Linked DNA regions of Homo sapiens: region 2 is linked to region 1. A link is a loop called in an ENCODE intact Hi-C map of the cell type or tissue named here. Cell type or tissue: heart right ventricle. All regions are shown on one strand.

Region 1 (8,000 bases):
TGCAGGGGTCAGTGCTGACCACCGCGGCCAGCTTCCAGGGCTCAAGGAGGCGACCGGGTCACCGCTCCCTGGAGCCACCTCCCCCGTGGTTCCTGAGACCAGCACTGTCTGCGGCCCCATCTGCAGCGTGGAACTGTTCTGTGTGCCCTGTGGCATGGCAGCCGCAGCCACGTATGGGTGTTGAGACGTCTTCCTTCTCTCCAGCTGGCCTGTGTCCTCCTGCATGGCTGCACCTGGAATGACAGTCAGAGGTGGGAAGTGGCTGGGGCTTGAGAGGTATGGGTGTCCCGTGGAGCCGTCGTCATCCGGGCCCTTCACCGGGGAGAGCAGTCATGAACTGGTGCTGCCGTGAGCCTGGCAGGGGTGCAGCCAGGTCAGAGGCCGCTTTCAGGTCCCAGCCCTGCCTCTGCACTCACAGGCTGCACATGCCGCTACACTGTTTAATCCCCTGAACCTCAGTTTCTTGCCGGTGTAGCAGAGTCAAAAACACACTCACCAGGTAGTTTAGGACATGAAGACATGAGACACTGGAGAGCATAGATGCCTGTTTTCAGCAACAGGCCCACAAGACTCAGAGGCTTTTCTGCTTGAAACAACTAAAGCGAATTTTTACATGGATCTTATGTGTGTACATGCATGTATATGTATGTGTATGTGCATGTATGTGTGTTTGTGTTTGGATGGACATGTGCATGTGTGTATACATGTATGCATGTGGGGGGTTGTGTGTCTGCACGTGCGTATGCGTGCATCTCTATCGGTTTACGGGTTCATATGGGTGTGTCTGTGTGTACACATGAGTGTATGGGTGTATCTGTGTGTGTGGGTGTGTTCGTTCCTGTGGATGTGTGTATGCATGTGTCTGTGTGTATGGGTTTATGGGTTCGTATGGGTGTGTTTGTGTGTGTGTGTGTGAGGGGGTTTGTGTGGGTGTGTTTGTTCCTGTACGTGTGTATGCGTGTGTCTGTGTGTATAGGTTTGTATGGGTGTGTATGTATGGGTATATGTGTGTGTGTATGCGTGTGTGTATGGGTTTATGGGTTTGTATGGGGGTGTGTGTGTACACATGTGTGTCCGTGTGTATGGGTGTATCTGTGTGGGGGGGTTTGTGTGTGTGTGTATATTTAACTTTATAAGTGTCAAAGAGCTGATGAAATGGTTGGTGGGGATCCCTAGAAATAGCAAGAACAGATGCTGAACAAGAAAGTGTGAGGTTGGTTTGGTCTCATGGGATGAGGGTGCATAGTAAAGGCCAGGACCCGCTAAGGAGAGAATACTCAGAGGAGGCCCTCCCACAGTCCCAGGTGGCCCCCAGGGCAGGGCACAGCCACCACGTGTGCGCTGAGGCCTGAGTCACCAGCGTGGTCCCGGGCCCTGGCCTCATGCTGGGTTTTGGGTGGCCTGGCTCTGGGACCGCAGGTGGCCCTAGAAGCCTGGCTGGTGTGCACATAACGAGATCCTTTCCAAAATCTGTGCTGCTGTCCTGGGGCTGCTGTCAGGCACCACAGACTGGCTGGCCTAAAACAACAGGACTTCTGTCTCAGGTCTGAAGGCCAGAAGTCTGAAATCACGGCGTCCGCAGGGCCATGCCCCTCTGGAGGCTTGAGGGGAGGGTCCTTCCTGCCTCTGCCAGCTGCCAGCGATGGCTGCGAACCGTGGGGCTCCTTGGCTGGTTGACTGGCCACTTTACGCCCTGCTTCCATCTTCACGTGGCCCTCTCGTCCGCCTCTGTGTCTTCTCCTTTTTCTTATAAGGACAGCCTCCACTGGCTCTAAAGAGCCCACCATGTCTGGGATGATCTTGCCTTGAGATCCTTATCTCAGTTACTTCTGCAATGCCTCTTATTCCACATAAGGCCCCTGACTGAGGTTGCGTTAGACGCATTTGGTGGGGGACACCATTCCACCTACTGTAGTACCTTTATCCTCTCCTTCAACTTGTTTCTGCCAACTGTTTCCTCAGTACAGTGAGCAGCCCGGGGTCAGAGCTAACCAGGCCTGCACAGAAACACAACAGGGGCCTCGAAAAGACAGCCGCAGCCCAGGAAGCGGAGCAGCGGTGCTGAGTGCAGCGGCTCTCCTCACTCTGCCTCTAGGAAGGAAGACACTTGGGGATGGCTGCAAGGCTCGGGAAACCACAAAGACTGACCCAGCAAGTTTGGAAAAACCAAATAGAGCTAGAGGGGGAGAAAAGTAAGTAAGGCCTGATTTAAAAGCAGATTAGAAACAGCTGAAGGGAATTAGCACAACGGAAGATAGGTCAGAAGAAATTACCCAGAGTATACCAGAGAGGCGGCAAGATGTCAGACAGAGGGCAGGACACCTCGGTGACACGGGGAGGCCATGCCAGAGGCAGCTGAGAAGGGTGCGGGAGTGGGACAGGGCTGATATGTATGAGGGGAGAGGATGAGAGTTTTCCGAAATTGAATAAAGCTGTAAAGAAGATTCCAGAAGCCCAGTGTCTTCCCAGGCCAAAAGTAAAAATAAGTTCACCCTGGAACATGACACATTAGAAGCACACAGCATGCTGGGCACAGTGCCTCGTGCCTGTGATCCCAGCACTTTGGGAGGCTAAGGAAGGAGGATCACTTGAGTCCTGGAGCTGGAGGCTGCAGTGAGCCAAGATAGCGCCACTGCCCTCCAGCTTGAACAGAGCAAAGACCATGTCTCAAAAAAAAAAAGACTGGGTGCAGTGGCTCATGCCTGTAATCCCAGCACTTTGTGAGGCTGCGGTGGGTGGATCACCTGAGGTCAGGAGTTTGAGACCAACCTGACCAACATGGTGAAACCCCGTCTCTACTAAAAATACAAAAATTAGCTGGGTGGCCAGGTGCAGTTCCTCACTCCTGTAATCCCAGCACTTTGAAAGGCCAAGGTAGGTGGATCACCTGAGGTTAGGAATTTGAGACCAGCCTGGCCAACATGGCAAAACCCCGTCTCTACTAAAAATACAAAAAAATTAGCTGGGCATGTTGGCAGCTGCCTGTAATCCCAGCTACTTGGGAGGCTGAGGCAGGAACAATCGCTTGAACCCAGGAGGTGGAAGTTGCAGTGATCTGAGATGGCACCACTGCACTCCAGCCTGAGCAACAGAGCGAGACTCCGTCTGAAAAAAAAAAGAAAAAGAAAAAGAAAAACTGCACAAGATTGAAGACAGAATCATAAAAGCCATCCTGAGAAAGAAGAATACAGATGAGGCGTGAGGACACCAACAAGCTGGTGCCGACCTCAGGAGGTGGAGGCCCTGCTGCATAACAAGATGCAGGAAGGAGTGAGGGCAGAGCGTGGGCTCTGAAGGTGCCATGGAGGTAGTGCTGACTGATAAAACAGTGTCTTGTTGGGCCCCCAAATGGAGGTAAAACATGCAATTAGCACATAACTCAGGGCGGGAGAGTCGATGGGAATATGTTCTCTGGCCCTGTGCTGCCCAGGTAGAGAAGGCACTAACCAGCATCAGGCTTAGGTAGGTCACAGACACATGGTATAGCATTGAAGGTGACTGTGGAAATTACAAAAAATATTGTGCAACTTCAGATGAGCAGAGGGAATATGTGGAATAACAACAACAACAACAAAAACCCAAAAAGAGGAAAAGAGGATGAAAAAACCCAGGACAGGCATGGTCAACAGAAAGGATGAGACAAGAGGGTAAACTGAGGCTCCAGACCCTAGGGGATGAACTGCTCCAGGCGAAAGCCTGGGTTGATTGGAGTGTGGTTAAGGGCTTAGTCTAATTTCCCTGTAAGAGACACTCCAAGGATGGAGGATACAGAATGTTAGAGGAGGGGAGAGAACTCACCAACTCAGAGGGCTTAGGGCACAGAGGGAATCTCGAGAGAAGAAGGAGGAGAGGGCCAGATGGTGAACCAGGCTCTGCAGCATGACCTGAATCTGTGACTTGGTCTCTGTTTGGCAGCCTGAGATTGTGACTCAGGCTCTCTATGGCAAACAGAAACCTAGGCTGTTACTGGGGTCACAGTCCCCACTATAGTGAACTGGAGCTGTGACTCAAGCTCTGTATGTGAACTGTGTCTGACTCAGGCCCTGTATGGTGAACTGAGGCTGTGACTCAGGCTCTGTATGTGAACTGGGGGTGTGATCTGGGGTCTGCTTGGCAACCTGAGGCTGTGGCTGGGGTCACAGTTTCTGCTATGGTGAACAGGGGATGTGACTCAGGCTCTGTATGGTGAACTGGGGCTGTGACTCAGGATCTGTATGGCAAACTGAGCTGTGACTCAGGCTCTGTATGGTGAACTGGGGCTGTGACTCAGACTCTGTGGTGAACTGAGGCTGTGACTCAGGCTCTGTATAGTGAACTGGGGCTGTGACTCAGGCTCTATGTGGTGAACTGGGGCTGTGACTCAGGCTGTCTATAGTGACCTGAGTCTGTGACTCAGGCTGTCTATGGTGACCTAAGGTTGTGACTGGGGTCACAGCCCCCACTATGATCAGCTTGAGCTTACCTGAGGCTATGACTCAGGCTCTGTATGGTGAACTGAATCTATGACTCAGGCTTTGTAGAGGTCCCTGAGGCTGTGACTCAGGCTCTGCGTCGTGACCTGAAGTTGTGACTGAGGTTCCAGTTTAGGAGCAACTGAAATGATGACAGTGATAGCTTTAAGTGCACATTTTAGAAGAGGAGAGAAACTAGAACGCACAGTACTGTTGAGAAGCTAGAGAGAGAACTACAGGCCAACGTGAAAGGAAATAGAAGGAAGACATTGGAAATAGTGCCAACAGTAATTACATAAGAGTAGACATGCCGTAGAGATGACAGCTCACTTCTTGGAAATATCTGAGACTAATCCAGAAAGATGAGGCTCATTGCATTAGTTTCCTGTCTAGGGGAATCCCTACAGATTCTTCAGACAAAAACAGGAGAAAGCAATTAATAGATTCATGACAATAAATCTGAAAATTTAGATGAAACTGACAAAACCAGAAAAGAAAAGTAATAGAAACTAAGTCAAGATACAGAAATATTCATTAATCCTATAATAATTAAAGAAAGTGGGGCATTGAGAATATAAAGTGCAGCCACATTGGAAAACATCTGATTTCCCAAGGGATTAAGCACAGAGTTTCCCTGTGACCCAGCAGCTCCACTCCCAGGTGTATACCCAAGAGAAGTGAAAACATATGTCCACACAAACACATGTGTGAATGTTCATAATGGCAGCAGGTATGAAAGCTGGAAAATGGAACAACCCAGGTGCCTCTCAGCACATGAATGGATGAGCACAACGTGTTCCATCCACACAATGGAATAGGATTCACCCTTAAGAGGAGGGATGTTCTGACACAGGCTGCAGCCCAGATGAACCTCGAGGACATTGTGTTCGGTGAAATAAGACAGCCACAAAAGGTCAATGCTGCGTGATTCCACTTAAATATCCAGGATAGGCAAATCCATCAAGACAGAAAGCGGATCAGGGCTGGGGGGTTTCTGAGGAGATGGCAGGCCCTGCGTCTGACTGTGGTGATTGTTGCCCATATCGGTGAATTCACAGCGAATCTTGCAGTGGGTGAGTTTGTGGTGTGTGAGCTGCAGCCTGACCCTGCTCCACTGTGCTTGGCTCTGTGGTGCCATTGCATGTCAAGGATTAGTAGCAGCCCTGTCACAAGCACGTCCTGAGACAATATTAAAATTAGACCAATTAATAACCCTACAGTGGCTTCTGAGTGTTCAAGTGAAAGGGAGAGTCGCACGTCCCTCACTTTAAAGTGAAGAATGATTAAGATTAGTGAGGAAGGCATGTCCAAAGCCAAGACAGGCTGGAAGCTGGGCCTCAGTTAGCCAAGCTGTGAATGCAAAGAAGTTCTTGAAGAAAATGGAAAGTGCTACTCCAGTAAACATACAAATGATAAAGTGAAACAGTCTTATTGCTGACATGGGGAAAGTGTGAGTGGTCTGGATAGAAGATCAAACCAGCCACAGCATTCCCTTAAGCCAAAGCCTAATTCAGAGTAAGGCCCTAACCCTCTTCAGTTTTATGAAGGCTGAGACAGGCCAGGAAGCTGCAGAAAAAAAGGTGGAAGCAAACAGAGGTTGGTTCACAAGGTTTAAGGAAAGAAGCGGTCTCTGTAACATAAAAGTGCAAGAGCTGGTGGAGACACTGCAGCAAGCTCTCCAGCAGATCCAGCTAAGATCAATGATGAAGGGGGCCACAGTAACAACAGATCTTCAGCGGAAATGAAACAGCCTTCTACTGAAAGAAGATGTCATCTGGGACTTCCATAGCTAGAGAGGAGAAGTCAATGCCTAGCTTCAAAGCTTCAAAGGACAGGGTGACTCTCTTGATAGGGGCTAATGCAGCTGGTAACTTTTAAGTTAAAGCCAATGCCCATTCACCATTGCAACAATTCCATGACTGTTAAGAATTACGCCAAGTCTACTCTGCCTGTGCTCTAGAAATGGAATAACAAAGCCTCGATGACAGCACATTTGTTCCCAGCCTGGTTTACTAAATATTTTATGCCCACTGTGGAGACCCACTGCTCAGAAAAAAAGATTCCTGCAAAGTATTATTGCTCATTGGCAGTGTCCCGTTCACCCAAGAGCTCTGGTGGAGATGTGCCAGGAGATGTATGTTGTTTCCATGCCTGCTAACACAATGTGCATTAATTCTCCAGCTCATAGATCAAGGAGTCATTTCAACTTTCAAGTCTTACTATTTAAGACATTTCATAAGGCTACAGCTGCCATAGACAGTGATTCCTCTGATGGATCTAGGAAAAGTCTATTGAAAACCTGCTGGAAAGGATTCACCATTCTAGATGCCTTAAAAACATTCATGATTCGTGGGAGGAGGTCAAAACAGCAACATGAACAGGAGTTTGGAAAATGTTGATTCCAGCCCTCAGGGATGACTCTGAGGGATCCCAGACTTCAGGGGAGGAAGTCACTGCAGATGTGGTGGAAGCAGCAAGAGAATGAGAATTGGAAGTAGAGCCTGGAAATGGGACCGAATTGCTGCAGTCTCATGATAAAATGTGAATGGATGACAAGTTGCTTCTTATGGATAAACAAAGAAAGTGGTTTCTTGAGATGGAATCTACTTCTGGTGAAGATGCTGTGCACATTGTTGAAATGACAACAAAGGATTTAGAATTGATATCAATTTAGTTGATAAAGCAGTGGCAGGGTTTGAGAAGAGTGACTCTAATTGTGAAAGCAGTTCCACTGTGGGTAAAATGCTAGCAAGCAGCATCACCTGCTATAGAGAAGTCTTTCATGAAAGGGAGAGTCCATTGATGTGGCAAACTTCATAGTTGTCTTGCTTTAAGAAATTTCCGGCTGGGCGTGATGGCTCACGCCTGTAATCCCAGCACTTTGGGAGTCCAAGGCAGGCGGATCAAGAGGTCAGGAGTTCCAGACCAGCCTGGCCAACATGGTGAAACCCTGTCTCTACTAAAGATACAAAAAAAAAAAAAAGACATTTCCACAGCCACCCCAAACTTCAGCAGCCACCACGCTGACCAGTCAGCAGCTACCAGCATGGAGGCAAGACCCTCCCCCAGCGAAAAGATGACAACTCAGTGAAGCTGAGATGATTGTTAGCCTTTTTAGCAGTCCAGTGTTTTTAACTAAAGTATATGTATTATTTTTAAGACATAATGCTATATTGCTCACTTAAAGACTGTAGTGTAAGCATACCTTGTAGAAGCACTGGGAAACAAAAAAACTCATGTGATTTGCTTTTTTCTGACCTTTTCTTTATTGCGATGATCTGAAACCAAAGCTACAACATCTTCAAGGTGTGCCTGTGTATCTCAGTAAAGCTGTTCAGAAAGAAAAGAAAAAAGAAACTGGATCAGAAAGGAAATCTTTTTGCCAAGAATAGCTCAGTCCTTAGATGGCTTCATGGCCAGTTCTTCAGAACAAACAGTTAAGAAGATACAATTCTCATCTGATACAAACTCTCCTAGGAAAATGAAACAAGACCCTTCACACAGGCACTGAAACTCAGTGGGAAGAGCTAGAGAGAAGAAAATCACAAA
Region 2 (8,000 bases), 90 kb after region 1:
AAGCTGGCAAAGCTCCTGTTGTACAAATATGGGGCAATTTGAGCTTTCATAGAAATAATAATTGCAATGAATTGAAACCCATCAAATACATTTAAATCCATGACCTAAAAAAAACATTTAAAAGCTAATTGGCCCGCTTTAGATGGTGAAAAAGAACAATCACATGATCTCAAGAGCTTCTAAAGAAAAGAATAAGACATTGTCTTTTCTATATAAATTTGTCACTAGGCAACCAAATAGTAGAAGACGAGATGTCTCTTTATAGAAGTATCTGAGTGACATCTAGCTTCCGTTTTGGCATGTAAACAGGTTGGAAGTTATCACTCCCATCCTTACAACAAGAAAAAAGGTGAACAAACTAAACATCAACAACTGTTCTTAAATTCATAAGAGAAGTGAGGTCACAGAACAAAATACCTCCCTGAACACTGGAGAGACAGACAGGTGGACAGAGACAATCACAGCTTACGGGGAGGAGAAGCCCCAGCAGAGTCAGCACCAGTGGAAATACTTAAAGGGTAATTGATGAACTGCTGGAGACTAAGCGTGGGCTAAGTTGAGAGCTTAAAACCCCTTAGGGCCCACTTTTAGGGGTCCTCACACTTTTATGAGTTTTAGTCCTGGAAGCTACACCAGGCTCTCAGGGTGAAGAGCAGAGAAGAATCCCCCAGCGTTTGTGGCAGAGCAAGGAGAAAAGTAGCCAATTTTAAGTATGCCCAGCACTGTCTATTCTCATTGACCAAAGCCTGCTCTCAAGGGAAACTATTTAACCAGAGCCTAACTGACTTGGGTTCTATCAGTCTGACCCATGGCAAGGGAAATACTGGAATCCAGCCTGCCCTAGCCTTGAATGTTGGGAAATACCCAATGCAGCCCATTATTTTTCCATCACACTTAAGGGGGGAAAGTGAAGGCAAGAAAAACACTTGGGTGGTGACCTTCTCACTAACAGACTGAGACCTAACCACAGAACTAAAGAATGCTTCCTCATCCCCACACCTTATCACTACATCCGTGGGGTTCCTATGTAATATCAGAGGATTACAGAAAGAGCTACTTGTTTATTTAAGAAGGAGTCTCCAGGGAGACCCAAAGACAACAGAGGAGACAAAAACAACATCATTAGGGGAAAGTTCAGACTCAAACACCACAGCTTCAGGAGGCGGTAAACAGCCTAATTGCTAGTCAGATAAATCTCACACCAATGGCCAGTTTACCTCAGATCCTCTTACTTAATACGTCATATCTAGCTTTCAACAAAAAGTTACAAGGCATGCTAAAAGGCAAAATAAGCAAAACAAAAACCCCACACAGCCTGAAGAGACCAAGCATCAGAACAAAACTCAGATAGGGCAGACATTTTGGAATTATTGGACTGGGAATTTGAAGTATTAGGATTAATATACTAAGGGCTGAAATGGGAAAAGTGGGCCACATAGAAGAACAGAGGGGCACTGAAAGCAGAGCAGTGAAACTCAGAGAATAAAAAGAAATGCTAAAGACAGGAAATCAACCTGAGCGTCCATCAACAGATGGTTGGATAGAGAAAATATACATATATATCATGGAATACTAGTCATAAAAAAGAATGAAATCATGTCCTTTGCAGCTACATGGATGGAACTGGAGGCCATTATCCTACATGAAACAACTCAGAAATAGTCAATTAGCATATGTTCTCACTTATAAGTGGGAGCTAAATAATGTGTACACATGGATATAGAAAGCAGATAATAGATATTGGAGACTCAGAGAGGTGGGAGGGTGGGACGGGGATGAGGAAGGAGAAATTACTTAATGGGCAAAATGTTCACTATTTGGGTGACGGTTACACTAAAATCCTAGACTTCAGCACTATGCAATATATCCATGTAACAAAACTGCAGTTGCACCCCTAAATCTACGAAAATAAAAATAAAATGTGAAGACAAAAACCAACCAAACAAAAAAAAATGCTAGAACTCAAAACCACTGTAACAGAAATGAAGCATGCTATTGATGTCTCATCAGTAGATGAGATACTACCTGGGAAATGGTAGTGTTTTTTTGAAAGTGGACATAGATTAATTGTAATTCTTTATTGTGAACTCTAGGGCAACTATTTAAAATTGTAAAAGAAAGTCCAGTTGACACTTGAACAATGTTGGGGTTACTGGTATCCCCCCATGCAGTAAAAAATCCATATATAGCTTTTGACTCCCCAAAAACTTACCGGGGTGGGGGGGATATTCTTTCTTAAATGTCTCAATTTCTTCTATAAAAATTTGGTCTATTTAATAAAACTTCTCTGGCTCTCTCTCTGTTTTTTTTTTTTTTTTTTTTTTTTTTTTGAGACAGTGTCTCACTGTGTGGTCCAGCCTGGAGTGAAGTGGCATGATCATATCTACAGCCTCAACCTCAAGGGTTCAAGCGATCCTCCCACCTCAGCCTCCAGAGTAACTGGGATTACACGTGTGCACCACCATGCCCGACTCATTTTTTTAGACAGGGGTCTTGCTACGTTGCCCAGGCTGGCCTTGAACTCCTGAGCTCAAGTGATCCTCCTGCCTTGACCTCCCAAAGTGCTGGGATTACAGGCATAAGCCACAGTGCCCAGCCTAAAACCTCTCTACTGGGGTTAGTTTTAGTAAACTTTTTTTCCTAAAAAGTGCTGCTTTTCATTTAAATTTATATAGAGTTGTACACTCTCTCGTGTGGTTTCTTACCTTGTCTCAGTTGATGGATCATTTTCACTTGTCATTTCTCATTTTGTGTATTTTTGTTCTTATCTCCTGTGTTGGGTAGGTTAGTGATCTCTCCAACCCCTGTCCACTGTTTGATATTTTCCAAGGAGCAGACTTTTGAAATATGAGTTTTCGGTGCTTTTCTGACTTGGGGCTCCTTCATGCTTCTATCGTGTTTGTTCCTTCCTTGTGTCTACTTTCAGCTCCGGTTACCCCCACAACACACACTTTTTTTTTTTTTTTTGCAATTGGATGTTTAAATGTCTGCAGCTGTTTTATATGTACAGGCGTAGGCATGTAAGCAATGACCTTTCCTTGGGCCTGGGCTTTGACCACATCCCACAGATTCAGAGGAGTGTGTCTGTGTCATCGCCCCTCTGTTTCTGGAAAGAGCTGATTCGGCCTGTGCTTCTCCTTTTCTGAGAGCCTCAGGAGGGGTGATAGTCCCCCTTTCTGTGCATGGAAGAGGACAACGACTCCGGCAGGGGCGGAAGGAGCCACACAGGTGATCTCAGAGGCTTGCTTTGTAAATATTTAATGATCTTATCAAATCTCAGGTGCACTCTGCCCAAGCTGGGTTCTCCCTGACCAGCCCCTCTCCCCCTTCCCTTTTTTCTTTTGTACACTTGCTCATCACCTCCTGGACTCAGCATCCACCCCCGGGATAGGTGGCCCTTGTCTGCTTCAGAGAGGCCAGGACAGGAGATGCTTAGGGGTCTGGAGGCAGCTGGGCTGGGGCAGGGTGTGCAGCCATGAGAATCCTAGAGTGGGTATCCTGACCTCACAGCACTGACCAGCCAGCCAGCATGGCCATTAGGACGCTGAGAGTGGGCCCCAGAGCTGGAGAGAGAGCAGGGGCTGGCTGAGCAGGAGTGGGCGTGATTTCTATGTTATCACATATCCATTTTGAGAAATAGGAAACACTGGCATACACTCCAGGGTACAGAGGGTTGGAGCAGCCTCGGCCCCAGCTCACAATTCCAATCTGCAACCAGCTGCGGTTGAATTCACAGACAAGTGGGCCCCCGGAGTCGCCCTAGAAAGGAAGAGGGAGTTTTTTGTGAACTGGGAGTCCCAGGCCTGCCGCCTCCTGCACCTGTCCCCCAGGGTGCAAGGGGGTGGCTGTGCAGACCCTGCTGGAAGGGGCCAGTGCCCCCCTCTCACCCAGCCTCCCTACTGGCTGCAACACAGCCCAGAGTTGCAGGGGAGGCCTGCTGCAGGCATGCGGCGTTCACACATTGTCATACATCGCCCTGCTCAGCTTGGGGCATGGCTGCAGGGCTCCTGCTAGTCAGTGGGAGGCCAGAGTGGGGTCCTGTGGGGTCCACAGGCACAGGGCACCCATGACCTCTGTCTCATGGACCAGGAGGGGCACACCTCACACACGGTCTTAGCATTCAGGATGTCCCCAGCACACAGCATGTCGGGCATGATGTAGGACATGTGTCCGTAGAGCAGGTGGCACCAGGGCTCCAGGATCAGCGGGAGCTGCATCTCCTGCAGCTCGTCTGAGGTCTCACCTGTGGGAGGAGGGCTCCCGTGAGGGGGCAGCACCTGCTTCGTGTGGGGTGGGGGGATCCCTGCCCCACAGTGGACACCAAGGGGATAGCCCATGGAGAGGAGCCCCACTATACGTAGGAAGGAGCCCTGATGACACATAGGGATGAGTCCCACCACACATAGGGAGGAGTCCTGACCACACATAGGGAGGAGTCCTGACCACACATAGGAGCTCCACTATACATAGGGAGGAGCTCCACCACACATAGGGAGGAGCCCCACCACACATAGGGAGGAGCCCCACCACACATTAGGGAGGAGCCTCACCACACACAGGGAGGAGCCCCACCACGCATAGGGAGGAGCCCCACCACACATAGGGAGGAGTCCTGACCACACATAGGGAGGCACCCCACTAAACATAGGGAGGAGCTCCACCACACATAGGGAAGAGCCCCACCACACATAGAGAGCAGCCCCACCACACATAGGGAGGAGCCCCACTACACAGGGAGGAGTCCTGACCACACATAGGGAGGAGTCCCACCACACATAGGGAGGAGTCCCACCACACATAGGGAGGAGCCCTGACCGTACATAGGGAGGAGCCCCACCCCACATAGGGAGGAGTCCTGACCACACATAGGGAGGAGCCCCACTGCCCATGGTGAGGAGTCCCACCATACACAGGGAGGAACCCTGAACACTCAGAGGGAGGATCCCCACCAAATGAGGAGGAGCCCTCACCACACATAGGGAGGAGCTCCATCACACAGTGAGGAGTCCTGACCACACATAGGGAAAAGCCCTGACCACACATAGGGAGGACCCCACCACACATAAGGAGGAGCCCCACCACACATAGGGAGGAGCCCCACCACACATAGGGAAGAGCCCCACTACACATAGGGAGGAGTTTTGACCACACATAGGGAGGAGCCCCACCACATGTAGGGAGGAGCTCCACCACAAACCGGAAGGAGCACTGACCACACATAGGGAGGAGTCCCACCACACAGGTAGGAGTCCTGACTACACATAGGGAGGAGTCTCACCGCACATAGAGAGGAACCCTGACCACTCAGAGGAAGGAGCCCCACCACACGTAGGGAGAAGCTTTGCCCACTCACAGGGAGGAAACCTCACCACTCATGGGGGGTAGGGGAGGAAGCCTTGATCAGACAGGGAGTAACCCCGATGACCCATGAATGAAGTCCCGACCACAGATGGGGAGGAGCCCAGGTCTCACTGGGGAGGATCCCCACCACATATTGAAGGAACACTAACCTTAAGCCTAACCCCTAGCCCTAACCCCAATCCTGTGTTTGGTTTCCTGAATATTTATATCAAAAAAGAAACGATTATAAAAGTTAAAACAAAAGATGTCAGACAGAGTAAAAGAGTGTTCCATGAAGAGTCAAATCAGGACAGAACAGTCTGGGGAGTTGAAAGTAACACAGAGGGTTTTTTGTTTGTTTTGTTGTTGTTGTTACTGTTGTTTTGAGACAGGGTCTCACTCTGTCACCCAGGCTGGAGTGCATTGGTACAATCTTGGCTCACTGCAACCTCCACCTCCCGAGTAGCTGGGATTACAGGTGCGCACCACCACACCCGGCTAACTTTTATATTTTTAGTAGAGATAGGGTTTCACCTTGTTGGCCAGGCTGGTCTTGAACTCCTGACCTCAGGTGATCCACCTGCCTCGGCCTCCCAAAATGCTGGGATTACAGGCCTGAGCCACTGTGCTTGGTTGGTTTTTTGTTTGTTTGACATTTTTTTTTTAAGATGGAGTTTCACTCTTATTGCCCAGGCTGGAGTGCAATGCAATGGTGTGATCTTGGCTCACTGCAACCTCTGCCTCCCAGGTTCAAGCGATTCTCCTGCTTCAGACTCCCAAGTAGCTGGGATTACAGGCATGCGCCACCACACCTGGCTAATTTTGTATTTTTAGTAGAGACGGGGTTTCTCCATGTTGGTCAGGCTGGTCTCGAACTCCTGACCTCAGGTGATTCACCCATCTCAGCCTCCCAAAGTGCTGGGATTACAGGCGTGAGCCACCACGCCCGGCTGGTTTTTGTTTTTTGTTTTTGTGTGTTTATGTGTGTTCAAAGATTTGTTGGGTGTGGGAGAATGGGAGAAGAGGGAAAATGAAAGAGGAAATATGTGTTGTTGTGGAACTGGATATCATGTAATATCATCTAAGTGACCCAAATAAATATGAGGGCTACTTTTCAGTTACGTTTGGTTTTCTGGCCTTGACTGGAGCATCGTAAACCAAGTCTTGCGGCCTGCAGCTCATTTATGCATCCTGGAGCCCTGTGCTACATTATGTATGGATGGCTTTTTTACTAATTCTGCCAAGAGAAGGCTACACATGTCTCATAGAAAGGGCAAGGCTATTCCTAGTGTCCGTCTCAGGGTGTTAGGAGAATATAAAGGCCGGTCCTCATTAGAGACGGTGAAGTCTACTGCTCCTTTGATCAAGGTTGGAGCTTTCCAATCTGTGGGCTGTTGTTCCTGAGGGCAACGGATTCTCTGTAAAGGCCTGGGAATCCATGGATATACTTACCACGACTTGTCTGTCAAAGATGCATGGTAAGAAGTTCCCTCAGAGGCCGGGCATGGTGGCTCACACCTGTAGTCCCAGCACTTTGGGAGGCCGAGGCAGGTGGATCACCTGAGGCTGGGAGTTCGAGACCACCCTGACCAACATGGAGAAACCCCGTATTCTACTAAGAATACAAAATTAGGTGTGGTAGCACATGCCTGTAATCCCAGCTACTCAGGAGGCTGAGGCAGGAGAATCGCTAGAACCCAGAAGGCGGAGGTTGCGGTGAGCCAGAGATCACGCCATTGCACTCCAGCCTGAGCAACAAGAGTGAAACTCCATCTCAAAAAAAAAAAAAGAAGTTCCCTCAGAGAAGGAGAGGTGGAAGGCCAGATGGGGCAGGGCCACAAAAGCAGATACGTTATTGTCAATGCTCTAGTTTCCCTGTTGGATTGGTGTCCATATTATTATAAGCAAGCAAACACTGAAAGAGCACCATGCAGGAACAAATGTAGAGTAAATTTTTTTTTGATCTGAGAATTAGAATGAATCCAATTCTGTGCCCCAAACAAACAGAGATGGACAGACACCAGACATATGAAATGGCATTCAGTGTCTAAGAAGGGAGAGAGGGCAGAGCTGAATTTGGGAAAGCTTTCCTGGAATGAGAGTACCTTGAAGCATGGATATGACTTGGGCCTATAGATCACAGATAGACCTGCAGGCACTATTCGCCTGCCCTGCTGCTATAGTTGGGATGTTTGTCCCCTCCAAATCCCATGTTAAAATTCAACTCCAAATGTTCGAGGTGGGCCTAATGGGAGGCATTTGGGTCCTGGGGGGTGCATCCCTCATGAATAGATCAGTGCTGTGGAGGTGGGGGGAGTGAGTTCTCATTCTACTGGCTTCCAACAGAGAGAGCTGGTTGTTAAAAGGAGCCTGGGAACTCCCCTCCCCTCTGGCCATGTGGTCCCTTCCCCTTCCCCATGAGTGGAAGCAGCCTGAGGCCCTGAAGCAGATGCCAGCACCATGCTTCTTACAGAACCCTGAGCCAAACAAACCTCTTTTCTAGAAACTACCCAGCCTCAGGTATTCCTTTACAGCAACACAAATGGACTAAGACAACTGCCTGCTTACATGCCCTGGCAGAGAGGAGGAGGATGCACACATTTGTGAGATGGAGCTGGAGATTGAGGGCTGTTACTGGGAGGTGGGTGGTCCTGGTTTTG

Evidence for each region. A loop is a pair of places that touch in the nucleus more often than their neighbours do. Peaks named below come from ENCODE experiments on the same cell type or tissue, not always from the same donor. Only the 100,000 strongest peaks of a DNase experiment are listed, where the experiment ranks them.
Region 2: a loop joins it to region 1, with 2.1 times the contacts of the local background. A loop is called at or near these places in 7 of 110 quality-filtered maps.

The regions. Positions count from the first base shown.
Region 1 is chr1:227,931,315-227,939,314 of GRCh38, reverse strand. The region is part of intron 1 of WNT9A (Wnt family member 9A); the gene reads left to right. Among named protein-coding and RNA genes, the nearest start is that of MIR5008, 6.4 kb to the left of the region's middle. RefSeq lists an enhancer at 3,704-4,903 and a silencer at 3,753-4,938. In heart right ventricle, no CTCF peak of the experiment used is centred here; no DNase peak of the experiment used is centred here; H3K27ac peaks cover 1,801 bases.
Region 2 is chr1:227,841,713-227,849,712 of GRCh38, reverse strand. PRSS38 (serine protease 38) reads right to left here. Exons shown (of 5, transcript NM_183062.3): 4 at 4,101-4,243; 5 at 3,243-3,759. The coding sequence ends at 3,505. Among named protein-coding and RNA genes, the nearest start is that of PRSS38, 30 kb to the right of the region's middle. In heart right ventricle, no CTCF peak of the experiment used is centred here; no DNase peak of the experiment used is centred here; H3K27me3 peaks cover 916 bases.